Regions from separate parts of the Homo sapiens genome. Here region 1 is linked to region 2. A link is an interaction called in ENCODE POLR2A ChIA-PET data of the cell type or tissue named here. Cell type or tissue: IMR-90. All regions are shown on one strand. Links, peaks and the distances in the headings refer to the core of each region. The heading gives the core; the rest is flanking DNA.

Region 1 (7,753 bases), core at 885-5,884, 600 kb before region 2:
TTTAAAAATGTAGTAATGGGCGCTGGGCACTGTGGCTCACGTCTGTAATCCCAGCACTTTGGGAGGCCGAGGCGGGTGGATCACCTGAGGTCAGGAGTTCCAGACCAGCCTGGCCAACATGGCAAAACCCCATCTCTACTAAAAATTCAAAAAATTAGCTGGGCATGGTGGTGCGTGCCTGCAATCCCACCTACTTGGGAGGCTGAGGCAGGAGAATTGCTTGAACCCGTGAGGCAGAGGTTGCAGTGAGCCGAGATCATGCCATTGCGCTCCAGCCTGGGCGACAGAGCCAGACTCTGTCAAACAAACAAATAATAATAATAATAATAGTAATAATGACATCTTCAGCCCCTCGAGACTGAGGACTGAGCCTCTGCCCAGCTCCTTGAGCAACTGGCATGCATTCCAAGAATCCTCATAACAGCCCCATGGGGCAGCAGACCAACCTCTTTAAACTCCTGGATCTGGGACTGATCAAACATGGAGAAGACGTTGGAGCTGGCGGTGCCTTCTGCTCTTTTCCGAGCTCTTCTCGGTGCCTGCGAGGTAGCAGACAAGGCCTTGCAGCGGCCCCTGCCTCGAGGGTCAGCCCCCACCCCCTGTCTCACCTCCCAGGGCATCACGGTCCAGAATGACACCGCTTTGCCCTTCCCGGTGCCTACAGCAGACAGACAAGGCTACCCCTGAAGCCTTGCAGGTAATCAGGACGTTTTCCCAGCCCATGGCAAGAAGCCTGCACGGCGTGCACCCCCACAGAGCTGGACAGCTGCTTCCTGGCCCTGTCCCCCGGGCTCCGGAAGGTGGGCAGCCGGTGCCCGTGCTGCAGAACAGAGGCGGGCATCTCTTCCTTCAGCCTCCCCATCTCTACCCCGGCATCCTCCACTACAGCTGGAATCTGACCTTATCGCCAGCTGCTAAAAACCTTCTTCGTGTTCTCAGGAGAACAACTGCGCTCTTAGCCCCACCACAGGATCTGCCTCTTGCCCTGTCCCAGAGCTGCTACTCCCTCTCACCCAGGCCCTCTACTCTGTCCCAGAGCTGCCTTCCCTCCCAGCGTTTGCCCCTGCCTGGAATGCGTTGCTCTGTTGGAATTCCCTGCTTGGAATGCCTTCCCTGGAGAATCTATCTAGAGACTCCTACCCATCCTGCAGGCTCAGCTCCCTGTCACCTCCTCCGAGAAGCCTTCCCTGACCCCAGGCCACTCTCCCCTCCCCACATGGCTCCACTGTGGACTGTCACCCCTACAGCATGTATCACACTGTCCTGACATATCTGTGCGTCTGTGTCCTCGACTAAGTGGACATCTCAGGGGTAAAACCCACTTTGCCCCATCTCTGATCTCTCCTATCCCCACCCTGAACCTGGCTCAAAGTGGGGATCAGCCAGTGCTTGGAAATAGCTGCCCAGAACTCAGGGCCAACCCACGCAGCAGGCAAAGCAGGAGGCCACCCACGTTGAGTAGTCAGATGGTTTCTGGCCAGCCTTCCTGCCTCTGTGATGTCAGGGTGTCTGGAAGTCCACCATTGGGCATTTGCTGAAAGCCCTAGGTCCCCAAGACCCTCAAGAGTCCTGTTCCTGGGCAGCCATCCTTACAGCCCCCAGGGGCGCTGTGAGCCCCAGAATGGGCTCTCGATGGGGGAAAAGAATTGCTGGATTCCAGACGGGGAGGTGGACGGGATGGCACAGAAATGGGTTCCCACCACCAGCTCCTGTCTCCGTCACAACTTGTACCACCCTCTCCTGCCAAGCCCTTGTCTACCTGCCCCCACCAGAGCAGAGGAGTCCCCTCATCCCCTGCTCCCCTCCCCCAACGCCTGTGTGGTCTCCCCTGCCCCCAGCTCACTGCTGTCCCCACCCCCGCCCAGGAGCCCGCGTCGTCGAGGGCAGGGGCAGAAGCGCCGGCTGACTTATAATTAGCTTTTACTGGGTGCTCTGTCTCTCCTAATCCTTTGAAAGGGGGCTGCCAGGGCGGCCGGGACGTTATGATGCTGTAAAACCTCTGTAATATTTATAAATCCTTTCAGACATCATAAAGAAAAGAACTTCCCCACAGAGTTCATCCCACATAATTACATATACATTTCCTCCGATTAATAAAAAATGATCACTTCCGTCTGTGGGAGGTTCTGCCCTTTCTCTGGCACACCTGGCTGTGGCCTCGGCGTCCTCAGTCCCTGCCCCCCACGCCCCCAGCCTCTCATGATCCCCCTGGTTACACCCCCACCCTACACTGTCCCAGAGCTCCACGAGGGAGGGAGAGATCATTTTCTTTACAGCACAAGAGTCCTAAACCCTAGGGTCTTTGCAGCCCAGCTGTCTTGAAAATTCCTTTTGAGAATGGGCCCCTGAAAAATAAAATTCCCCTGAAAGGAACATCTCAGGGAAGAAGGGGGGGTCACCCGGATCTGGGTTCAAAGCCTGGCTTGGCTGCTCCCAGCCTCCGTGATGTTAAGAAATTCACTTGTCTTCTCTGAGCCTGTTTCCCCATTTATAAAACCTAGAGCAGGTCAACCTCAAAGCATCAGGACATGTATTAGACACCTACGGACCTCCAGGCAGGTCCGTCCTGGGGACCCAGGGCTGAATCAGGCCCCGTCTTGGTCCCCAAGAAGATCACAGTCCCGCTGGTGACAGGCAGTCCATAGAGGCTGACTCGGAGGAGGGACAAGCGCTGAGAAGACAAGACAGAGAAGCCCCTAGGCCCTCGGGCAGTCAGGAGGTGACAAGCCGAGGCTGACAGCCAAGTCAGAGCTCTGTGCCGAGAGGGACTAACTAATGAGGCAGGTGAGACACAGGCACAGAGGGACAGCCAGATTGATACCCCGCAGGGAGTCCCCAGGGGCAGGAACCCAGAGCAAGCCCTGCGTCACATGAGGTGCACAGGCAAAGGTGAACAGGGGGACCTCGGAGCTCCAGAGGTGCCACGCTGCCCCAAATACTGACCCCCGGCCCTCCCAGGGGGCCCCTGCCCTCAGAGCCACTGCCCCTGTGAAGCCCCCAGGCCCTGCCCACCTCGTCTCTCTCCACCCTCCTCTTCCTCATTCCCCAGCAGTCCCCACAAAGTCCAGGAAAGCAGAGGCTCAAATCAGGACCCACGTGGAGAGGAGTCCCGAGTGGGGCAGGTCCAAGCATGGGATCAAGAGCAAAGAGCAGGTCAGACCAGGGACAACATCAGATTAAGGTCAGGAAGGTCAGTGAGAGGCAGGATGAATTCAGGCAGGAGGTGAAGGTCAGAATCACACACAGAGTCAAGGTCACAGAACAAGGTCAAAGTTGAGAAATGAGGCCGGGCGCTGTGGCTCACGCCTGTAATCCCAGCACTCTGGGAGGCCGAAGCGGGTGAATCACTTGAGGTCAGGAGTTCGAGACCAACCTGGACAACATGGTGAAACCCCGTCTCTACCAAAAATACAAAAAAAAAAAAATAGCCATGTGTGGTGGCGGGCGCCTGTAATCCCAGTTACTCGGGAGGCTGAGACAGGAACCTCACTCGAAGCCAGGAGGTGGAGGTTGCAGTGAGCCGAGATCGAGCCACCGCACTCCAACCTGGGCAACAGAGTGAGATTCTGTCTAAAAAAGAAAAGGAATTGCGGAGTGAGGTCAGGGGCAGGGGCAGGGGCAGGGGCAGGGGTGGGAGGGAGGGGACCGCAGTGCTGAAGCCAAAGACACAACAGCCACAGGCCTGAGCTCCCCAGGGAGGAGGTGGAGGTGAGAGGAAGGTAGCCGTGGCAGAGCAGAACAACCCCAGCCTACCATGGTCTGGAGAGCTCCCTGAAGCTGCAGTTGGCCTGGGGATAGCTCAGAGATGGCCCTTAAATAGTGGTCCTCCCAGGGCCCCTGGCATGCACCGGGCCCAGTGTGGAAGGTGATCCATGACAGGACGGAGACCTCCCTGCCAGGCACCTGCCTTGGGCCATTCAGAGTGGATAGGGTTGGGGGGAATCCGTGGGCAAATACCACGGACGCAGGGACTGCCTAAGCCTCCAGGATCTCCGAGAGCCCTGGGCCAACTGTTTTCTCTAGAGCCAAGGGACCAAGACCCAGGAAGGGGCATTTGGCCAAGGACACAGAGTAAGTTGAGGCTGCCTACCCCAATGGGAAGACTTGGCCTTGAGCCGTCAGGGAGTGTTGCCCAGGGTGGGGCCACCCATGCTGGCTGGGACCCACTCAGACTGCAGTGTGGCCGGACCTCTGGAGCTGTGGGACTCTGGGTGGGACATCACCCTCTAGGAGGCTCAGCCATCTCATAGGAATAGGGGGGAGTGTATGAAACCCCCGGTCTGCTTATGGAGAGAGTTTCTGCACCAACCTGGCCCTCGGGGGCCCCTTCTACCAATATGCCTATTATCAGGGTGTCCATTAAGCACCCCCAGGCCAGGGGACCCCCTCAGGGCACTGAAATGCTCAATGAACAGAGAAAGCAACAGGACAAATAAAAGAAAAATGGGGTGGGCGCAGTGGCTCACGCCTGTAATCCCAGAGCTTTCGGAGGCCAAGAGGGAAGGATCGCTTCAGGCCAGGAGTTCAAGACCAGCCTGGGCAACATAGTGAGACCCCTATCTCTACAAAATATCAAAAAAATTAGCCGAGCATGGTGGTGTGCTCTTGTAGTCCCACCTACTCAGGAGGCTGAGGCAGGAGGATTGCTTGAGTCCAGGAGTTTGAGGCTGCAGTGATCTATGATTGTGCCACTGCACTCCAGCCTGGGCGACAGAGTGAGATATTGTCTCTTAAAAAAAAGAAAACAGAAAACTGGAGGTGACTCTGATGAGGAAGAACTGAAAAATGAGACCTCCATTCCACCCTGGCCTCACACACACACATCCATCCCCACCAGGCCTGGCCCAGCCCAAGAATTCTCTAGTAGATCTGCCAAACAGAGCCCACACCTGCCCTGGAAAGCCCCTCCTGTGTCTAGTGCAGCCCCAGCAGCCCCAGCTCGGCCTCAGAGGCTGCCACTGTCCATCTGGGGCCCGCCATATCTGAACAGCTGCCAGGGCCGGCAGTGCTGGGTTCAGGCAGTGAGCCCACGGGTCCCCAGGGGCTGGAGAGCTTAACTGTCCCTGGAGCTGGCCTCAGGCCTTCAGCCCCGGGTACAGCTGATCCCCTGCCTTTGGGGAAGGGAATATCATAATAATAATAAGAAGAGCAGCTAATATACAACACAGAAGGTCAGGCCATGTCTTAAAACACGTGTCCTCACATTCAATCCATATCCCATTTTCCAGATGAGGAAACTGAGGCACGCATGGGTTAAGTCACTCACCCAAGGCAGATAAGAAGTGGGGCCAGAGGCCAGGCACAGTGGCTCATACCTGTAATCCCAGCACTTTGGGAGGCCGAGGAGGGAGGATCACTTGAGGCCAGGAGTTTGAGACCAGCCTAAGCAACATGGTGAAACTCTGTTTCTACAAAAAAATTTTTTTTAATTAAAAAATTAGTCAGGCATAGTGGTGAAGTGAAAAAGTTCCCTTATCCCGTTCATAGGGCATGCGATGGGGGTGTGGCTCGCTTCTTCCATGCCCAGCTGCTCAAACCTCTAGGCGGACCATGCAGACAGGCAGGCTATGGGGCTCCGACCCCACGGCAGTGTCTAGGGGTGGATGCTTACAGCTCCTGAAGCCCCAGTGGGCGTGTGTTACAGGATGCTCTTTTACTTTTGCCATCTGTAGGTGGCTTGTGTTCATCAGCTCAGTTAGACCCTCTGCCTTATTGCAAGGACAAAGGGCTTTTTGTATCCTGGGGTTCTTGCCTTGGTGTACTGTGAAAATTGAATCACATGTGGGCTTGGAGAATGAGTGCGAGGTTTTATTGAGTGGTGGAAGTAGCTCTCAGCAGATGATGGGGAGCCAGAAGGGGGATGGAGTGGGAAGGTGATTTTTCCCCTGAAGTCAAGGTGCTCAGCAGCCAGACTCTCCTCTGACCATCCCCAGCCAAATTCCCCTGGGCATTTGTGTTATTCAGCCAGTCGATGGCCTGCCAGCATCTGCCAGTGCTGTCGGTGTGCTCTTCCGATCCTCTGCTCCTCTTGATGTCCAGCCACCTGTGTGTGTACCCACTGGGGTCTCAGGGTTTTCATAGGCACAGGATGGGCGGGGGGGCGGGGGGCGTGGTGGGCCAGGGTGGTCTTGGAAAATGTGACATTTGGGCATATAAACAGGAGTGCCTGTCCTCACCTAGGTCCGTGGGCACAGGCCCAAGGGTGGAGCCCTTGCCAGGGACCCTGCCTTTCTCCTCTCAGCACTTCCCTGTCCCCCCTCCTGTATCAGTGGCACATGCCTGCAGGCCCAGCTACTTAGGAGGCTGAGGTGGGAGGATCACATGAGCCCAGGAGGTTGAGGCTTCAATGAGCTGTGATTGCACCACTGCACTCCAGCCTGGACAACAGATCAAGGTCTCATTTCTAAAACAAAAAAAAAAAAAAAAAAAAAGAGAGAGAGAGAGGGAGGGCCAGGACAAGAGCCCCTCTTTCTAGTGTTTCCAGAAGGAAGCTTCCAAAAGGTTCTGCTCATCCAAACTCTCCCCTCCTCCTGCTCCCTCCCAGTCATCCCTGACTACAGCTATTTCTGATGTCCCTAAACTCCTGTGACTGAGTGCTCCTCCCAGAGCTGGGGCCAGGTCCAGCCATGATGCTGTGCAGCCCGCTTTCTGCAGCAGGAAACCGTGTGCCTCAGTTTCCCCGACAGGGCTGCTCTCCTGGTGTCCTGGCGTTCCTCTCCGGGGAGAAAAACCACACGTTCCACAGGTGTTCAACAAGCCAGGCGGAAAGGAGAACCCAGCTCTGGGGACGGGAGCCTGGATTCCAGTCCCAGCCGCCTGGACCTGCTACAGAAGGGGGCCTGTGTGACCGCGACAGTGGCTAGGGTGCAGGCTTTCCATGCCCGGTCTGTGAGCCTGGCCCTGGGGCCTCCTGGCTCTGGGCTTACAGAGTGGGTAGCAGACCTATAACTCCTGCTTCCTGCCTCTGGCTTCCTGCTGCCCTGAGGCCTCTGCAAGCAAGGGCTCTTGCCTCCGGGGAGCACGCCCAGGACCGTGGCAGGGGCTCCCAAAGGCCGGGGACAGGCCTGAGCAAGCGGAGAGCCCCCCCGCCTGCCCGGAGGAGGGGAAGCGGCGCTGGTGAATCACACCGGGCTTACAAATTAGTCTGAGTGGATTTCCTCCCCTGGCCTCCTCCTTCATAGGACCGGAGGCAGGAAGAACCGGTGAGAAATCTGGTAGAGACGTGAAAACCCCGGGGTGAGATGGTTGGGAGATGTTTGTTCCTGGGGGGCGGGAAGTGTGAGGGTGCAGTGGCCTTGAGAAGGGGGAGCCGTGAGTTCTGCACCCACAGTGGGACCCTCAGTTTTCCCCATCTGAGAAATGGTGCCAGCAGCCAGGACCCCTTGAGGCTGCCATCGGGAAGCTTAGTGCCATTGGAAGGAGGTGGGCTTTGGGGTCATCGGCCTGGGGTTTGGAGGGCAGAGCCTTCCCCTGTCCCCCTTTCCCCCTGTGTAGATGGAGTCCTTGACAGAACTTGCAGCCTCTCCAAGCTGCAGCCCCCTCACCCAGGTGACACTGCAATGAGTCAGTTGTCGTGGCTGGGTCACACTGTTTGACTCAACTGACCACAGGGCCAGGGCCAGTTCTTGGGGTCAGAGACACTCTGAGAGGTCTCTGCTCCCAGCCAGGGGACCCTGGAGAGTAAGTGTCCTCTGGAACTGGAATTCCAGGTCTGCCTGGGGTTGAGTCAGAGAATACTTAGCACTCTCGGTTT
Region 2 (7,753 bases), core at 870-5,869:
GGCCCTCAGCATCCAAGAATTAGTAGCCATGTCCCCGGAGCTGGACACCTACGGCATAACCAAGCGGGTGAAGGAGGTGCTGACGGACAACAACCTCGGTAGGTTCTCCTCTCGGCTGCTGAGTCAGGAGGTGGCAGGGAGTTTGCAGGAGGAGCAGGTGAAGGGCGGGCCCTAGGCCAAGCCAACCACAGAGTCTCAACTTGTGTAGGCACCCTTTGAGAACATGAAACATCCTATAGTTGTGAACAGTAAGGAGCGTGCCGTCTGCAGGTCAGTCCCCACCTCCTCCCCACCCTGCACCCCCACGGGGACCAGTTAGAAGATGAGCATGGAGTCAGAGTGGACTCGGGAGGATCCACACAGACTGTCTCTTTTTTTTCTTTTTTTTTTTTTTTTTTTGAGACAGTCTTGCTCTGTCACCCAGGCTGGAGTGCAGTGGCACAATCTCAGCTCACTGCAACCTCTGCCTCCCCGGTTCAAGTGACTGTCGTGCCCCAGCCTCCTGAGTAGCTGGGATTACAGGTACCTGCCACCACTCCTGGCTAATTTTTGTATTTTCAGTAGAGGTGGGGTTTCACCATGTTGGCCAGGCTGGTCTCGAACTCTTGGCCTCAAGCAATCTGCCCACCTCAGCCTCCAAAATTCTTGGGATCACAGGATCCCAAGCCAGGCATGAGCCATCGTGCCTGGCTTAGATGTATCTCAATAGAGACAGTCTGAGTAAGTCCAGATTTCTTGAGGCCACAGTCTGAGACCAGCCTGGGCCACATAGCAAGACCCCATCTCTACAAAGAATTTTAAAATTAGCTGGACATGTTGATGTGCACCTGTAGTCCCAGCTACTCAGGAGCCTAAGGTGGGAGGATCACTTGAGCCCAAGAGTTCGAGACCAGCCTAGGCAACATAGCAAGACCCCTTCTCTATAACAGATTTAAAAATTAGGCCGGGCATAGTGGCTCATGCCTGTAATCCCAGCACATTGGGAGGCCACAGCAGGAGGATCGCTTGAGTCCAGCCAGGAGTTCGAGACCAACCTGGGCAGCATGGCAAAACCCTATCTCTACAAAAAATGTAAAAATTAGCCGGGTATGGTGGTGCACGCCTGTAGTTCAGCTACTCGGGAGGCTGAAGCAGGAGAATCGTTTGAACCCTGTAGTTTTAGGCTGCAGTGAGCTATGACCATGCCACTGTACTTCAGCCTGGACAACACAGTGAGATTCTGTCTCAAAAAAAGAAAGAGGTAGACACCCATTAGAGCCTGGCATCCTCGGGGCTCCAGAGCTGGGCAGCGTCCACCCGGCAGTGCCAGGATGGCTTAGTGGAAGGTCTAACGGACCCCGGTTCTCACTCTGCTCACTGAGTCCGTGATGCTGGCCAGGCTGCCTGCATTCTCAGATCCCCCTCCACGAAACTGGAGTAACCACGCCTGCCTGGGAGCAGTGAGTAGCAGCATTTTCTAGCACCAGGCCCGACTGGTAATAATAGTCATTGTTATTTTATCATTGCTGTTCCCGCTGCCTTGCGAAGCCATCTCCATTTCACAGCCCACAGCTGGGGCGGGCAGCCCCTGGGGAACTCACTCCGTCACCCTGGCATCCCACCGTGCCTCAGACCTGGCCTCGGCCTGGCACATGCTCTAGCCCCCTGGGTGCTCGGCCTGGGTTGGTTGTCTGTGCTCTGTGTCACTGGTCATCAGCTGCTGTGGCTGTAAGAATGTTACGGTGTTTCATCTTTTTTTTTTTTTTTTTTGAGATGGAGCCTCACTCTGTCGCCCAGGCTGGAGTGCAGTGGCGCAACCTCAGCTTACTACAGCCTCTCGGCTCACTGAATGCCGGGTTCACGCGATTCTCCTGCCTCAGTCTCCCGAGTAGCTGGGATTACAGGCATCCGCCACCGTGCCCAGCTAATTTTTGTATTTTTAGTAGAGACAGGGTTTCACCACGTTGGCCAGGATGGTCTCGAACTCCTGACCTCAAGTGATCCACCCACCTCGGCCTCCCAAAACACAGGGATTACAGGCATGAGCCACCGTGTCTGGCCTTTTTTTTTTTTTTTTTTTTTTTTGAGACAGAGTCTCACCGTCTCACTCAGGCTGGAGTGCAGTGGCACAATCGCGGCTCACTATAATCACTGCCTCCTGGGTTCAGGCGATTCTCCTGCCTCAGCCTCCCAAGTAGCTGGGATTACAGGTGCCCACCACCACGCCTGGCTAATTTTTGTATTTTCAGTAGAGACAGAGTTTCACCATGCTGCCAAGGCTGGTCTCGAATTGGCCTCTGGCCTCAGGTGATCCACCCACCTTGGCCTCCAAAAATGCTGGGATTACAGGCATGAGCCACCACACCAGCCAAGCCTATTTTGTCATTTTAAACCACCGTGCTCCTCCAGTGTGGTGTTAACCAGGCAGGGTTCCCTGGTTTAGGCACGCGGAGATTGGAAACCCACCCTTTCTATCTTTATTTCCCAAGGGTGAAAGTCAGTTAAAGGGGCAGTGTTCTCTGCAGAGCATGTAAGCACAACCCTACCGAGTGGTTGCAGTTTGTCTGCTGCTCATGGAAAGGCCTTGTGTGTCTTTTCTTTCTCCCATGGGATGAGAAGAGAAGGGAGGCCGAGCATGGTGGCTCACTTGAGAATGACAGGTGGCCTGTAACCCTAGCACTTTGGGAGGCTGAGGCAGGTGGATCACCTGAGGCCAGGAGTTCGAGACCAGCCTGGGCAACACAGTGAGACCCCGTCTCTACAAAAAAAAAATTTTTTAAAAATTATTATCCAGGCATGGTGGCACCCGCTGTAATCCCTGCTGCTTGGGAGGCTGAGGTGGGAGGATCACTTGAGTCCAGGAGGTTGAGGCAGCAGTGAGCCACGGTGGCATCACTGCACTCCAGCCTGGGCAACAGAGCAAGACACTATCTCAAAAAAAAAAAATTAAAAAAAAAAAAAAGAACAGAGTAGCTGAGTTCCACTAAAGTTTGCTCAGTGATCTAACAGCCTGGAGGTTAGGCCAGCTTGTCCAGTGGAAGCCTCCCATCCCCATGTCTGTATGCAACAGACAAAACAGAATGAGAGAAAAAGTCATATCAATGAGACCTTATATAATTAAGTCAATTCATAAAAATAAAAATGTAGCTGTTGATTTGAAAAAATGGCTAATTCCCATATGTTCATCAGTTATTGAATCATGCAGGGATTCCTAGACTTGAGTCATCTCCCACTTCATAGCTCGTCACACATCCAAGGAAGCAGACCAGTTGCATCACTCCTGCCCACCTCCTTATAGGAAGTGGCATTTCGTGTAAATGTTGAAAATCAGATAGGGTCTAGCTCTGTTGCCCAGGCCGGAGTGCAGTGGCACGATCATAGCTTACTGCAGCCTTGAACTCCTGGGCTCAAGCAATCCTCCCACCTCAGCCTACTGAGTAGCTGGGACTACAGGCACACACCCCAAGCCCGGCTATTTTTTTTTTTTTTTTTTTTTTGAGATGGAGTCTCGCTCTGTTGCCCAGGGTGGAGTGCAGTGGCGCGATCTCGGCTTACTGCAATCTCCGCCTCCCAGGTTCACGCCATTCTCCTGCCTCAGCCTCCCAAGTAGCTGGGACTACAGGCGCCCACCACCATGCCCGGCTAATTTTTTTGTATTTTTAGTAGAGACGGGGTTTCACTGTGTTAGCCAGGATGGTCTCAATCTCCTGACCTCGTGATCTGCCCGCCTCAACCTCCCAAAGTGCTGGGATTACAGGCGTGAGCCACTGCGCCCAGCCTTTTTTTTTTTTTAAATAGAGATGGGGTTTCACCATATTGCCCAGGCTGGTCTCAAAACTCCTAGGCTGAAGTTATCATCCATGCCACCATCATTGCTGGAGTTTTCCTTGATGTTGGTTTTACTGGGTGAAGGTTTGTAGCTTTCTTCAGGCTCTCAAATGGGTCTGTAGCCCCAAAACAATTAAAAGTCATGGCTAGGAAACATCTAGGAGTCATACAGATAATTTTCCAGGAATAATCATCTGATTTTTTTTTCCCCATTCAGCTGGGAGGCCTAAGCAAAGAGCAACTAGCTATTCATATATATTGCTTTCCCGAACATAGCAAGCTCCTTGAAATGAAAATAGATTCTTTTACCATGTTAGCATTAAGTAAAATTTTCTCTTTTTTTTTTTTTTTTTGAGATGGAGTCTCGCTCTGTCACCCAGGCTGGAGTGCAGTGGCACGATCTCGGCTCACTGCAAGCTCCGCCTCCCGGGTTCACGCCATTCTCCTGCCTCAGCCTCCTGAGTAGCTGGGACTACAGGGGCCCACCACCACGCCCAGCTAATTTTTTGTATTTTTAGTAGAGACGGGGTTTTACTGTGTGAGCCAGGATGGTCTCGATCTCCTGACCTCATGATCTGCCCACCTTGGCCTTGCAAAGTGCTGGGATTACAGGCGTGAGCCACCGCACCTGGCCAAAATTTTCTTATAACAACTAAAAAAAAAAAAATCATAAGGACTTGGGACATTTATAGGCTAAAGAGTTTGAAAAGCAGAGAAACACAGGTTTACAAAATCAGTAAATTTATCTTTAAGTTTTTTGTTTTGTTTTGTTTTGTTTTTTCTTTTTCTTTTTCTTTTTATCTTAAGTTTAAAATGACTAAGCCAGGCGTGGTGGTGCACACCTGTAATCCCAGCTACTCGGGATGCTGAGGTAGAACAATTGCTTGAGCCCAGGAGCTCGAGTCCAGCCTGGGCAATATAGCGAGACCCTGTTTCTTTAGGGAAAAAAATTAAAAAGACTGATAAGAAATTAATGTCTCAGCTTCAGTGCTTTCTAGGCAGTAAACTTTTACTTGGAGGCCCCCTTCTTAGAAGCCAGTGTGTGGTGTTTCTATTTCACATAGAGGATGTAAGCCACAGAGAGAACAAGCCAGCCCTCTGTCGTCTCCCTGCCCCGGATGGGGAGAGGTGCCTTCTGTTCTGTACACTTTATGGGGTCAAACGCTGGCCCCTCTGATCCCAGTCTCCACTTCCACCTAATAAGTCCTGTTCATTCAAGTACTCCCGTCAGGCCTTCCAGGTTATCACTGATCCTAATTTGTATCTTTACAAGCGGTGGCCCTCTAAACCAGCAGCGGAATGGCCCTCAGAGAAGTGAGCCTTTCTTTCTAAGCTCCTGACAAGCATTGCCAACTCAATGCGGCTGTGCTCTCCATAGCGAAATGCCCTCTGATCAGCCTGTGAAGCGGGCTGCCTGCCCCTGCCTGGGAGAAGAAAAGGTATCAGGAAAGGGGTTTTGATCCACTTCCAGTTACTTTATTTAGCAAAGGCAGCCTAGACTGCAAAAGCAGACTTTGGAATTGGAATCGGCCGGCCTCTCAGAAAAGCAGAGCTGGGCAGCTCCCTCTCCTCTGTCCTGCTGTGATTGTGGGTTGCCTGCCCCGTTTTCTCAGCGAGACCTGATAACCTTGCTAATTGTGGAAGGAGACGCAGGTTGCCCTCTGATTTGAGGTTGTACAAGAGAGGTCTCCTGTTTGCTGTTTGGCCTCCTGAGCTCTGGCTTAGAGATTTCACTGCCTCTGAGAAACACCACAGGTGTTAGCGTGACCTCAGCACATACAAAGCCTGAAGGCTTTTTTTTTTCCTTTTTTTTTTTTTTTTTGAGACAACGGTCTCTCTCTCTGTTGCCCAGGCTGGAGTGCAGTGGTGCAATCATAGCTCACTGCAGTCTCAACCTCCTGGGCTCAGGCAATCCTCCCATCTCAGCCTCCTAAGTAGCTGGAACTATAGGTACATGCCACCACGCCTAGCTAATTTTTTGTGTGTGTATTTTTGTAGAGACTGAGTCTCACTGTGTTGCCCAGGCTGGTCTCAAACCCCTGGGCTCAAATGATCTTCCCGCTTCAGCCTCCCAAAGGGCCCTTCCGGCCACCGCACCAGGCTGAAGGCTTAAGAGAAACGTCACTGGCCAGATGCGGTGACTCATGCCTATAATCCCAGCACTTTGGGAGGCTGATGGGGGTGGATCACCTGAGGTCAGGAGTTCAAGACCAGCCTGGCCAACATGGCGAAAACCCGTCTCTACTAAAAATACAAAAATTAGCCAGGCGTGGTGGCGAGCACCTGTAGTCCCAGGTACTCTGGAGGCTGAGACAGGAGAATTGCTTGAACCTGGGAGGCGGAGGTTGCAGTGAGCCAAGATTACACTACTGCGCTCCAGCCTGGGTGACAGAGCAAGACTCCATCTCAAAAAAATAATAATAATAAAGAGAAATGTCATTGGTTGTGTGTACGGAGAATGCAAGAGCAATGCCAACTCCCTGGCCAATGGAGAGTATTATAAGTCTGGTTGAAGATATATTTCTACCACATGTTTGCTGTAAGCTAGGATGTCACCAGCCCAACCCTGAGCCTTTAAACTCCTGTGTCTGATTTTAACCTTGACACGTACTTGTCCCTTCAGATCCCTGGCTCTCGGTGACAATACCTGTCTTGCTTCTGTTTTCTCTCTAGGCCAGCGCTTATTTGGGGAGACCATCTTAGGGCTCACCCAAGGCTCTGTCTCTGACCTCCTTGCCCGCCCCAAACCCTGGCATAAGCTCAGTCTGAAAGGACGAGAGCCCTTCGTCCGGATGCAGCTGTGGCTGAACGACCCCAACAATGTGGAGAAGCTGATGGACATGAAACGGATGGAGAAGAAAGGTAAGTCTCCCTGCCCCGCCCGGGCCGGCTGCGTCCGCATTCATAGACAGGCTGTTTCTTTCAAATCTTTCACACACAGCTGATGAGGGACATTGACCCATGACCAAGGGACCAGAGGACAGGGCAAAAATATTTTTGGATGGTCATCAGCTAATGAGTACCTAAGAGGGCTGGAAAGTTGTGTAACTTTTTCTCTCCAGCAGCCTGAATCTAAAGATTTTTTTAGCACTGGGAGCACTTTTAACCAAGGAGAGCGAAACAGCTCTGGGGGCGCTGCATTTGGTTTTTGTGTTGTGTGGGTGGCTGATCGGGCTATCACAGCATTTACTGAGCATGTACCAGGTGGCTAGAGGCCTTCCTTTGTTATCAGAGAGAGAAATAAGAAATGCATTTTGTAGGCAGGGCACGGCGGCTCACGCCTGTAATCTCAGCACTTTGGGAGGCTGAGGCAGGCGGATCACTTGAGGTCAGGAGTTCAAGACCAGCCTGGCCAACATGGCAAAACCCCCTCACTACTAAAAAAAAAAAAAAAAAAAAAATATAGCCAAGCTTGGTGGCGTGCGCCTCTATAATCCCAACTACTTGGGAGGCTGAGGCACAAGAATCGCTTGAACCCTGCAGGCGGTGAACAGAGATTGAGCCACCGCACTCCAGCCTGGGTGACAGACCATGACCCTATCTCAAAAAAAAAAAATGCATTTTGTAGATCAGGAAACAGAGGTTCAGAGAGGTTCGGTGCCTCCACCAAGGTCACCCGGCCTGGAAAGTGACAAAGCAAACTCCTGCCACAACAGATCTCTCTCTTGCTGTTATTTCCCAGCCTCTGGGGATTTGGCCTCCCTAGAGGAATAACCCCACGTGCACCCACATGTCATCTCGAATGTGGATTCATGTTCTTCTTGCAGCCTGTAGGCTACAGCATAGGAAAAATGCCTAAAGCCAGGTGTGCTGTGCCTCTTGGTTTGCAGTTTCTAAGCGCTGGTCCTCGCCAGTGAGTCCGCCCCTCGAGCACCCTCAGTCCTCAGGTCACCTATGGTGCTGGGAGCTCACTGGGCGGCTGAACTGCATCCCTTAGGGGCAGAGA

Evidence for each region. Peaks named below come from ENCODE experiments on the same cell type or tissue, not always from the same donor. Only the 100,000 strongest peaks of a DNase experiment are listed, where the experiment ranks them.
Region 1: POLR2A ChIA-PET joins it to region 2 with 5 read pairs; 2 of 35 experiments call an interaction of 5 or more read pairs at or near these places.

What each region holds. Positions count from the first base shown.
Region 1 is chr7:101,623,726-101,631,478 of GRCh38, forward strand. It overlaps MYL10 (myosin light chain 10), which reads right to left and starts at 5,571. Exons shown (of 8, transcript NM_138403.5): 1 at 5,316-5,571; 2 at 447-539; 3 at 195-296. The coding sequence starts at 5,393. RefSeq lists an enhancer at 187-1,114. In IMR-90, for the core only: no CTCF peak of the experiment used is centred there; no DNase peak of the experiment used is centred there; H3K27me3 peaks cover 2,279 bases.
Region 2 is chr7:102,227,572-102,235,324 of GRCh38, forward strand. CUX1 (cut like homeobox 1) reads left to right here. Exons shown (of 24, transcript NM_181552.4): 21 at 1-98; 22 at 6,481-6,669. Among named protein-coding and RNA genes, the nearest start is that of SH2B2, 55 kb to the right of the region's middle. In IMR-90, for the core only: no CTCF peak of the experiment used is centred there; a DNase peak (open chromatin) is centred at 3,230.